Linked DNA regions of Homo sapiens: region 1 is linked to region 2. A link is a contact called in ENCODE Hi-C or POLR2A ChIA-PET data. All regions are on one chromosome and are shown on one strand. The core of a region is the stretch at or near the end of the contact, and the rest is flanking DNA. Distances in the headings are between cores, read along the strand shown. Region 1 has its middle 32 kb from the start of LINC01656. Region 2 has its middle 51 kb from the start of SHISAL1.

Evidence for each region. Hi-C counts contacts between places; a loop is a spot of excess contacts on that map. ChIA-PET counts read pairs that join two places held with the same protein, here RNA polymerase II (POLR2A). Pooled maps may share reads with other maps.
Region 1: a loop to region 2 is called in a pooled map, with 2.0 times the contacts of the local background. The contact joins two enhancer-like sites. A Hi-C loop is called at or near these places in 1 of 50 pooled maps. POLR2A ChIA-PET finds 5 or more read pairs at or near these places in 3 of 52 experiments (H1, HEK293 and WTC11).

Annotation. Positions count from the first base shown.
Region 1 is chr22:44,408,593-44,413,292 of GRCh38, reverse strand. No RefSeq gene overlaps it. Among named protein-coding and RNA genes, the nearest start is that of LINC01656, 32 kb to the left of the region's middle. Within about 2 kb of position 2,497, at least 3 of the 41 ENCODE cell types and tissues checked have a DNase peak (open chromatin) inside an H3K27ac peak, as active enhancers do.
Region 2 is chr22:44,360,986-44,366,063 of GRCh38, reverse strand. No RefSeq gene overlaps it. Among named protein-coding and RNA genes, the nearest start is that of SHISAL1, 51 kb to the right of the region's middle. Within about 2 kb of position 2,388, at least 20 of the 41 ENCODE cell types and tissues checked have a DNase peak (open chromatin) inside an H3K27ac peak, as active enhancers do.

The sequences.
Region 1 (4,700 bases), core at 1,248-3,747, 47 kb before region 2:
CGTCAAAAGTTTCTTTTTTCTTTGCTCTAAATACAACGGAACTGTGGCTTCTTTACAGAAAGGGGCACCTTGGGTTTCCCTCTTTTTCTAAAGTGGTTTCTGCCTAGTATCTTGTCCAGATCACCTGAGCGACCTTTTAAAAGTTGGCATTGTAAATAAAACAACTTGCAAAAAGTTGGGATTACAGGCAGCTGACACGACGCCCGGCTAATTTTTGTATTTTTAGTAGAGACAGGGTTTCATCATGTTGACCAGGCTGGTCTCAAACTCCTGACCTCAGGTGATCCACCTGCCTTGGCCTCCCAAAGTGCTGGGATTACAGGCGTGAGCCACTGTGCCTGGTCTAACATAGATCTTAAACAACACTGAGACCATCCTACATGGACAGTCTGTAATCTATTCATTTGGCGTCAAGTTGTAACATTTTCCCCTGATGTTAAATATTACTCAGAAATCAGTATGCGATGGCTGCACGGCATGGCATCGTGTGACAGCCACGATTCGCTTAACCCTTTTTAGGAGATTCATTCCTGTGACCAGGAAGCAGGAACGGAGGGCGCTGGGAGCCCGGAGTAAGCAGTGGACCTGCTCGGGGAGTGTCCATCCCGACGGGAGAGACCAGGTCAAGCAAGTTGGGGTCACGGAAGCACATCAGTTCTCCAGGACTAGTGCTCCGGAATCAGGGACTGTGAGAGACAACCAGGGAGGGGTGACCTGCTTAGACAGGGCATGGGGCGGTGCTGGGTGCTCTGGAGGGACGTGCTCCCCCGGCCTCGCCAGCTATTCCTGCAGGACAGGTCCTAGCAGGGACCACTGGCTGGGCCGGGTCAGCTGCCCAGGGATGGACAGTCCTGGGTGAGGAGTGAGAGCCGACGCTGCTCTGCTTCCAAGGAGCCCCAGAGGCTGGGGAGGCCCTGGGGAGGTTCACATCTGCCTCCATGCGGGGAGAGACCTCTGAGCTTTGTCCCTGCTGTCCCAGCATCCAGGCAGCCGGCCTCCTATTCCCCAGGAGAGGAGCAAGGGGGCCATTCCCAGTCCGCAGCCCTGTTGGGGCCCTGAGAGACCGGCCCACCAGTGCCCAGAGGTCAGAGGAGGCGGGTCTGGGCTTGGGAGGCCCTGTGGGATCTTGGCAGGCAGAGAAGTGGAAGGAACGGAGGAAGGTGGCTTCTCAGGCACGGGGGGAGCACCGGCCAAGTGGGTAGTGGGGAGGCCCAGAGTCCAGCAGCTGCACCCAGGCTTGCGTGTCTGGGGAGGACAGCCCGGCCCAGGCTCTTTCTGCACTGAAGCTGGAACCCACCAGGGTCGGGTTGCTCTGTTAGCTCCAGCACACGGAGCAAACACACAAAGATTAGCAAACTTCTTTCCGGTGAGCTGAGTCAAAGCGGATGAGCAAACACGGGCGCCCTGTGAGTCTGGCGTCTTCACCTGTGAGAAGGCAGACAAGCCCCTCACTGGCCCCGGAGGAGGAATCACTGTTTGGTTTGAGAGGCGAGAGTGAGGCCCAGCGGGGTCAGGAGAAGGGCCCGGGCGCCCCAGGCATGGGGGAAATGCCCAGGAGAAACAGCCAGAACCAGGGAGGAGCCTTCCTGGCACACTGGAGAGCTTCCTCGGGAAGGCAGACGCGTTCGCAGAGGGCCTGGCCCACGGGGGTCGGCTGGCAGGAGCGAGGAGCAGAGATCGCAGGAGCCACGGTGGTGGGTGAGCCCTGAACTATACATCAGACTCGGAAAACGGCAGCGTTGCAGGGGACATTCAGCTAACCGTGAGGCCTGATGAGGGCGTGGTAAGGGAATGAGTTTTGGAAACAGAATGACCCAGGGGAACCATGGTGCTACTGTCTTTTGTTGGGGGGCCCTGGAAAGGCCACCTCACCCTTCTAGACCTCGGGCTTCCCATCTGCCAAATGGGCGTATTCCAGGGCCTTCGCAGGTTATTAGAAGCCGGAAGCGAGCCTGTATGTGGGATGGGTGTCTGCTCCCTTACTTACTAAATCATTCTTGAGCACCTACTATGTGCATCTCCTATGGAGTAGCCCCTGGGGGTGACAGTGGTGCCCTCGCGAAGCCTCAGCCCAGCCGGGGAGAAGCACAGAGTGGACGGTGGTGGCCATTCTTCCTTCCAGTCCATTCTTTGATTCCAGCCCTGCTCTAGACAGGCAGACCCTCTGTCTTTTTTATCTTCCAGAAAAGGAAACTGAGGCAGCCTAGGGAGGGGAAGCACCTTGCCCAAGCTGACTCACAGGCCTGGCTCCTGGGTCAGGTGCTGCCCACAGCAGGAGGGCCTGGGAGACCCCCGGTCCAGCCCTGTGCTTCTCAGGGGAGAATGCTGAGAATCACATTGCTTAAGTGCCTCGCTCCTTGTCCTCCAGAACAGTCCCAGTGAGCAACAACTCAGGGCGGGCACGGGCGAGTTTGAGAGCTGGAAATCTCAGCTGGGATCCTGGCATCTGGGGAAGGGCCGGGCTCTATAAATAAACCACTCGCCTAAGCCCGGGAGCAGGCAGGAGCCTGGAGAGCTAGAGCTGCTGCCTGCCACTCCCCACAGATGACGGTGGCGCAGCCGGAGGGCCCCCCTCTCAGGCAGCTGGCCCCTGGGATGGGCTGGCAGCAGGTGGCAGCCAAGAATATTTGACCCCCTGCTCCAGAGGGCACCCCACCTCCACAGGCACACACACATCTATGCCCTGAGCTGGGACGAGCTGCACAGAGCGGGCTGGGGGCTGCTCCCTGGAAAAGAGGCAGCAGGTCCCTGGGACGCCTGGAGCCGCTTCTCCCGGTGCCAGCCTTGCCCTCTGCGTACTGGACAGCAACAAGCCCAGGCACAGGTAAGAGATGCCTCCTTGTGCCCCTGAAGGGCCTGCTCTCTTGGAGAAGGGATGCGGGCCGAGGGGTGGGAAAGAGGCTTTGGGAGGAGGCAGGAGCCCCAGCTCCCTTGGTTTCTTGCATCTTCCCTCAGCTCTAAGAATCCTGGCACAGGCATTGAGCTCTCCTCGCTCTCCGGCTCCCTCTCCATGCCCCCAGCCTGGCGGGGAACAGCCTGCCCTTTTCATTCTGGAATACTTTCTTCCTCCGTCAAAACATTGGAGTCCTGTTGGCTTAATGAGATGCTGGCCCCAGGATAATGGGTTAGCAGGAACCAGGTGGAAAAGTTTTGCTGCCCTGGGTTGCAAGGAGCCCATGCCTTTGGGAGGAGAAAGGCCTCCGCTTCCTGCTCCGGAGTCTGGGTGGGGCAAGGCCAGAAGGCACTGGGCTTCTGACCCTGTGGAGGGTGGACTGCAGTTCTTCTCGGGAGCACTGGCTGGGGAAGATTCTCTTTGCAAGATGGGGAGAAATCCAAGGAGACGGTCTCCTGGGTGGGTCTCTAGTTCCCCAGTTCTGTGTCACACTTCCAGGCTCACCAAAGAAACTCGTTTTGGTGAGCGCTGCTTTGGGAGTCGAGCCAGGCCCGATGGACTCAAGGTAGAATGAGGGGACTCGCCTTGGGAGCTCGGTTCATTTGTCTTCGTGCTCAGAGGGGCTGTCAGGCCTGGCTTTCTGCCTAAAGAGCTTTCTGTGTCTGATCCCAGGAAAGGGTATTCACCTGCAGGAGAAGCAGTTAGAGCAATTGTGCAGGATGCCGGGGAGATGGCCTCTGTGGAGGGGCCTGCTGGCGGCTTTCACCCGCCCCGGTTCGCAGAGGAAGGCTGGTGCTGGGGGGAGGCCAGAGAGGATTTGGGGCCAGCCTTTCCACGGCACACAGCTCAGGAATCACTGGGGGAGTGGGATTAGCCATGATGGATTTTTCTCGGCCTGAGGGCGAGCTGGCATCAGCCGCAGCCAACTCCTGCAGCAGGCTGGCTTGGCTGAGCACAGGTGTGAGGGCTGCTGGGCTCAGCAGGGCCAGACTTCGTCTGGGCTGCTCTCTACTGTGGCAGGTCAGGAAACACCAGGCGGCCAGTGCTGGGTCTGGAACGGAGCACACAGTTCCTGCAAATGCTACCCAGGACCCTGAGGCTGCCCAGGGCCAGGTGTCCACCCCACCTCCCTCGCCGTCCACTCTGGTCGCGTCCCAGGAGCTGGTTTCCTTGACTTTCTCTCCCCTGTGTCTTCAAGGAACCCTGCCCAGGAGCCACCCTGTGAACCTGCCCCAGGAAACCCACCCCACTTCCAGCTTTGGTTTAACTTCCAGTCCTTCCATGTGGCCTGTGTCACTAGGACCAGGAATTGAATCACTGCCATCATTGGGACTGAAATTCCTACCCAGGCTCCTGCTGCGCGCTCCACAGCCGTGTGAATCTTGGCAGAACACTGGGCTCCTCTAACCTCAGTCTGCTCGTGGATACAATGGCCGCAATGCTTCCTTCCTTACTGGGCTGTGGGAGGATGGACAGATCACATGTGGGAAGCGGGACAGGGATGAGGGATGTGGCAGCCCTTGCGCTGTATACATCATGATAATGTCTTCTTCTGATTACTTCCCAGCATGGGACCTGGCACACAGTAGGTGTGCAACAATGCTTATTGAATTCATACATTTGCATGCACACACACACACACACACACACACACACATACACACATGTCAGGCGACCTACAAGGGTTATGTGGGCACCACCGCCCTAGCTCCAACTCATCCCAACCCCGTCTGCCTAGGACAGTGGCCGTGATGCCCGCAGAAGCAGCCTCCGCACCCCCATTTCTGGTGCCGCCTCTGCCCTGCGG
Region 2 (5,078 bases), core at 1,139-3,638:
CTTCATGGGCAGGACTAGGTTGTAAAGCAGCTGAAAACTCTCCAGGTGGGAGAGAGTTTCGTCACGGACATCCTTTGGATCGTCGATGGACTGTTATCTCCCGAGGCAACCTCCTGGTGGGTGAGAGTTCCACTCTGGAGTGTCTAAGCACATAGCTAGATGGACTTGGCCTGTAGCAAGCCTCAGGTGCAGGGGAGGCAAAAGGTTATAATTGCATTTCTAAAGGGATAAGTAGGAAGTAGGGAATAAGGGGAATCAGAGAAAAGAGAAAGATAATAAAAAATAATAACTCATTATATTTTTCTTAGAAAAGTGGGGATACTTGGTTAGACTGTTATTACTCATACCCAGGCCTCCTGCTCCCAGCTCCATGATTTTTCCTTGGCCCTGTGTGACAGGTCTCTGTCTTCGGAACGTGGGGAGGTTTTCTCGGAAAATCCCTCCCACATCTTTCTTGGGATTCTGGTTTCACTGTTTGAGATGAATTCCTTTGAGATCAAAGTTGTCTCCACCTGCAAATGGGAGTTCCACCAGATGACGTGTGATGCTTGCAAAGTGCTGCGGGGCGCGGGGCTCCTAGCAGGTCCTCCATCCATGCAGCTGGCATTAGCATCATGGAGACGGGGAGGGGATGAATCAACAGACACGCAAGTGTGTCTGCTGGGAAGCAGCACCACAGGCCAGGAAGGGTACCCGCTGGGGCCAGCCTGCCCCATCCGATTCCAGCTCTGCTGTGTGCTGGCTGTGTGACCCTGGGGCATCCTTTAGCCTCTCTGTGCCTCAGTGGCTCCCTCTGGAAAGCAAGCATGGTAACAGGCTCCACTCAAAGGGCGCCTGTGACAATTCAACAAGTTTAACATCCATACAGCACTTTATTCATTCTTTCTCAATTCCCCCCTTCACTCCTGTCTGGCAGACTCACTCTCCCCCCTTGCAAGGAACTGCAGCTATTTCACGTCGTTTTTCCAGGGGCTTTGGGTAATGCAAAGTCCAGGCGGCTCTTGTATTAAATTTGAGACTCTTAGAATTTAGAGTTTCCTCCTCCGCCAGCTCAGCTCAGCTCAGCTCCGCATAGTCCAGGGATCGGGGAGGGGTGCGGTCAGTTTCTCCTCTGTCCCCTCCCTCTTGCTGGGTGTTGCTCTTGCCCCTCCAGGGCTGGGCCTGCCCAGGGAAGCAAGGAAGGATTTTTTTGGCAGGGGAGCGGGGGCGCCGGGTCTCCCTGGACAGACACGGCTGTGAGCTGAGGCTGGGCCTCTTGGGTGGTCCTGGAGACCCTCCCCATGGGTTCCTGATTGGCAATGCCGCCCCCTGCTCCAGCTTCCAGGATCCACCCTTTCTTCTGGGTCCAATTTGGCTGAAAGAACAAGTCCTTTTGTCCCACAGCTCCTAGAGTAGCCCAGAGTTTGTTCCCAGACCTTAGCATAAACCCCAAGATGTCCCCAGGGGACAGTTGTTAAGCACTTGGCTGGCTGGCTGGCACCCCTCATCCTTCTCCTTAAGCAGCTACCAGCTCATGTTGCACCCTTGTACCAATTACAGTCAGGCCCCTTCCTCCAGGGTGACCTCCTGGCTTGGCTTGTGGGGGATGGCTCAGTCCTACCCCCATTCGCACCCCAGCCAAGGCCCCACTGACAACCTTAGGGGCCGCTGCCTAGAGGGACTTCTGCTTGAACCCCAGCAGCCACGGGCCCTGGGCTGGCTTCTCTGGCTGACTCAGGAGGCTGTCCCCAGCGCCTCCATCCCTGTGCTCCGTCCTCCCACTGTGCTCCCCTCATTTCGGCATTTATCGCTCTGGCCTGGAGGTCACTCCTTCCATGCATGTCTTCAAAGGCAGAAACCGTGTCCTGGGCAGGCTCTGGCACAGAGTGGCAGTTCCATAAATAACCAGATGAAGCCTCTGTCCCCCGGGGATGGGGGTGTGTGACCTGGGATGTGGCAGTCCCAGGGCCTCTTCCCTGTGCCTGAGGCCCAGCCCCTCCTTCCTCAGGTCAGGGCGAGCCCCCCCAGGGGGAGGTGGGGTCAGGATGATCCCACCACTGCAATTATAAATGCGGCAGGATGGAGGATGGGGTGAGCAGGGGCTGAGGGGAGCCACTCTGATGATTGACAGGGAGTATCCAGGGTGGACAGGTTGCCCTGCCTCTGGACCTTGGTGTTCTCATCTGTGAAATGGGGGCAGTGAGCCAGGCCCGTTTAAGTCAGGGGACTCTGGGCTCCCTCACACAACTAGCGCTCCTGTGGGGACGCTTGGCCTGTCTCTTGGCCAGCCCAGAGCGGCCGTCTGGCTCAAGTGCTGACTCAAAGTGCGTCAGACAAGGGGCCAGAGCGGGATTCCCGGAATGCCCTGGAAAAGTGCTGGCTACCGTCCAGGCGCCGCCGCCAACCATGTGGAGTCTCTCTCATTCCACAGGGAACCCTCATTACTCTCCGGACTGGCGTTCCTGATCCAGCCGGGCTGGCCCTTCCAGAGGGCTGGGAGCCATCAGGGCCGGGGCTGTGGCGAGCAGAGGGATGTGCCAGGTGGTCGTCGTGGCCTCATGTCCTGGGTGTGAGCCTGGGCTGGTCTGAGAGCACTTGGGGCTCGCTCACGCAGGCTGCTGAGCTGGGGGCTCCTAAGCCAGTGACACAGGGCCATGGAGGAAGGAAGGAGCCGGGGTGAGTCACCATGCCTTGAGGGCCCCAAGTCCTAGGGTGAGGTCCTTCATCAGACACTCATAGTCAGGCACCAGGGGCTGCAGATGGCCCCATGCTCCCCGCCCTCCCTGCCCCCACAAAGCCGGCAGTCCACCCAACGAGGCCGAGTCTCTGGAATCAGGCCACATCTCTCTCAGCAACACAAGGCAGCTCCTGGTGGGGAGCGGGGGAAGCCCATTTTACAGATGAGGACACTGGGGCTTAGCAGGTCTAGGGGACTTACTGCAGACCCCGCAGCCAGGACGTAGCAGGGCCACTCGCTCATTCAGTCCTTCAACTACCGTGGGCTGAGAGGCAGGATAGCCAGCGTCTGCACACTTGGGCTAGGAGCCCAGCAGTGCCAGGGGTGACTCCTGGCACCCCCACGTTCTAGGCGTTTACCTTGGACAAGTCACAGCCCCTCTGGGCTTCAGATTCTTTATCTGTGAAATGGGTCTGACACAGTATTTGCCATGGGCATTGAGCATGGTATAAGCCAGCCCATGTCAAGGGCTCAGGGTGTGGCCAGCACACAGCCAGTGGGTGCCCATGTTTGCTGCTATGGTCAACTGGATGGAGCCTTGTGCTGGGTCCTGGGTGCTGGGAAGGGAAGTGAGGGAGACCAAATCCCTGCCTTTGAGATGTTCTTTAGTCTTGTGTGTAAAATAGGGACAAAAATATCTAGCTTCCTTAGGAAGAAAAATAAACAAGATAACTTACAGAAAGCATTTCTTGGAGCCAGGCGCTGCTTGGAGGGTCATTCAATAGGCATCGGTCACCTTCTGCATTTCCCTGGGTGTAACTTTCAGACCAACTGGTGTAAGCTACTTTGGACTCCATTGAATGGACCCACCAGGGCTCACTCAACTGCTTGTTCCTCTATGTGGTTTTTCAACCAGGATGCTACGGCCGAAAGTATCTTTGGAACTAGAGCGTCCCTAAGAACAGTCCCTGGAGGCAGAAGCCGGGCCCTGGCTATAACTAACCCCTGGCTGTAACTAACCCCTGGCTGTAACTAACCCCTGGCTATAACTAACCCCTGGCTGTAACTAACCCCTGGCTATAACTAACCCCTGGCTGTAACTAACCCCTGGCTATAACTAACCCCTGGCTATAACTAACCCCTGGCTGTAACTAACCCCTGGCTATAACTAACCCCTGGCTGTAACTAACCCCTGGCTATAACTAACCCCTGGCTATAACTAACCCCTGGCTGTAACTAACTCCTGGCTGTAACTAACCCCTGGCTATAACTAACCCCTGGCTGTGCTCTGTCAGGGACGGTGGAAGGCATTCCTTTGAGAGAAACATTTGGGATCCTCTGGGTAGAGAATCGTCTTGGACAGGCTTGGGGCTGGGAGCCCTGCCTCCTCTAGAACTGAACCCCAGTAAAACTGCCAGCCAGGGGCCCACGGCGGGTACCCTGCAGGGGGACTCCAGCCTGAGAAGGTCTGCAGTGCGGCTTGTGTTTTGCTCGAGTTGCCATATACCAAGGCAGCACCGATGGACGGGGCAGCTTCAACAACAGACAGCCATCTTCTCACCACTCAGGAGGCCAAGGTCCCAGCTGGGTGGTTCCTCCTGAGGCCTCTCTTCCTTGGTGCGTAGATGCCACCTTCTCCCAGTGTCTTTGGCCACCTGATTGTCCCTCTGTGGGTGTCTGTGTCCCAGTCTCCTCTTCTTATAAGGAAACCAGTCCTACTGGATTAGGGCCCACCCCATTGACTGCATTCTAACTTAGTCACCTCTTTAAAGGCCCTGTCTCCAGGTACAGCCACATGTGGAGGTATGGGAGTTAGGATTTCAACACATGAATTTTGGGGGCCATAACCGAGCCCATAGCATGGGTGATTCATCAGAGTTCTAGGATTTAAAGAGCCTGAGTTATTCGAGACTCCAGGATCACTACCCCAGTAACTGCTGCGACAGCACCCTTACCCCTGCCCTTCTCAGGGGAAGCCAGGTCTAGGGGAGACAGTGACTTGTCCAGGCTCTCACAGTCAGGGCTGAGGCAGAATTGAACCCAGGCCTGGTTCATTCCAGAGCCTGACGGTGCCAGTCGGGAGCCCAGTGCTGGAAGGAGCTGGGAGGAGACAGAACTTGAGACCTATTTACCTTGGCACCCGCAGTGCCCGCTTGGGCTTGGCACACAACTGCTGTTCGGAAGTTGTTGGATGAATTCGACAATGACACATTTGGGCACAGTCCTTGCCCTGGGGGCACACACACCCCCCGATGAGAAGGCAGGCTCGCCGGCACACACCCGAACACCAAGATCACCGAGGCCAGAGCCAGGCCACTTTTCCTTTCTGGTTTGGGCCCTGCCAGCCTCCACACTGGGCCAGTGTGGAGCTGACCTTTCCACGTCTGCTCTGCAAAGCCCAAGCCAATTCCTAAGCCCTCGG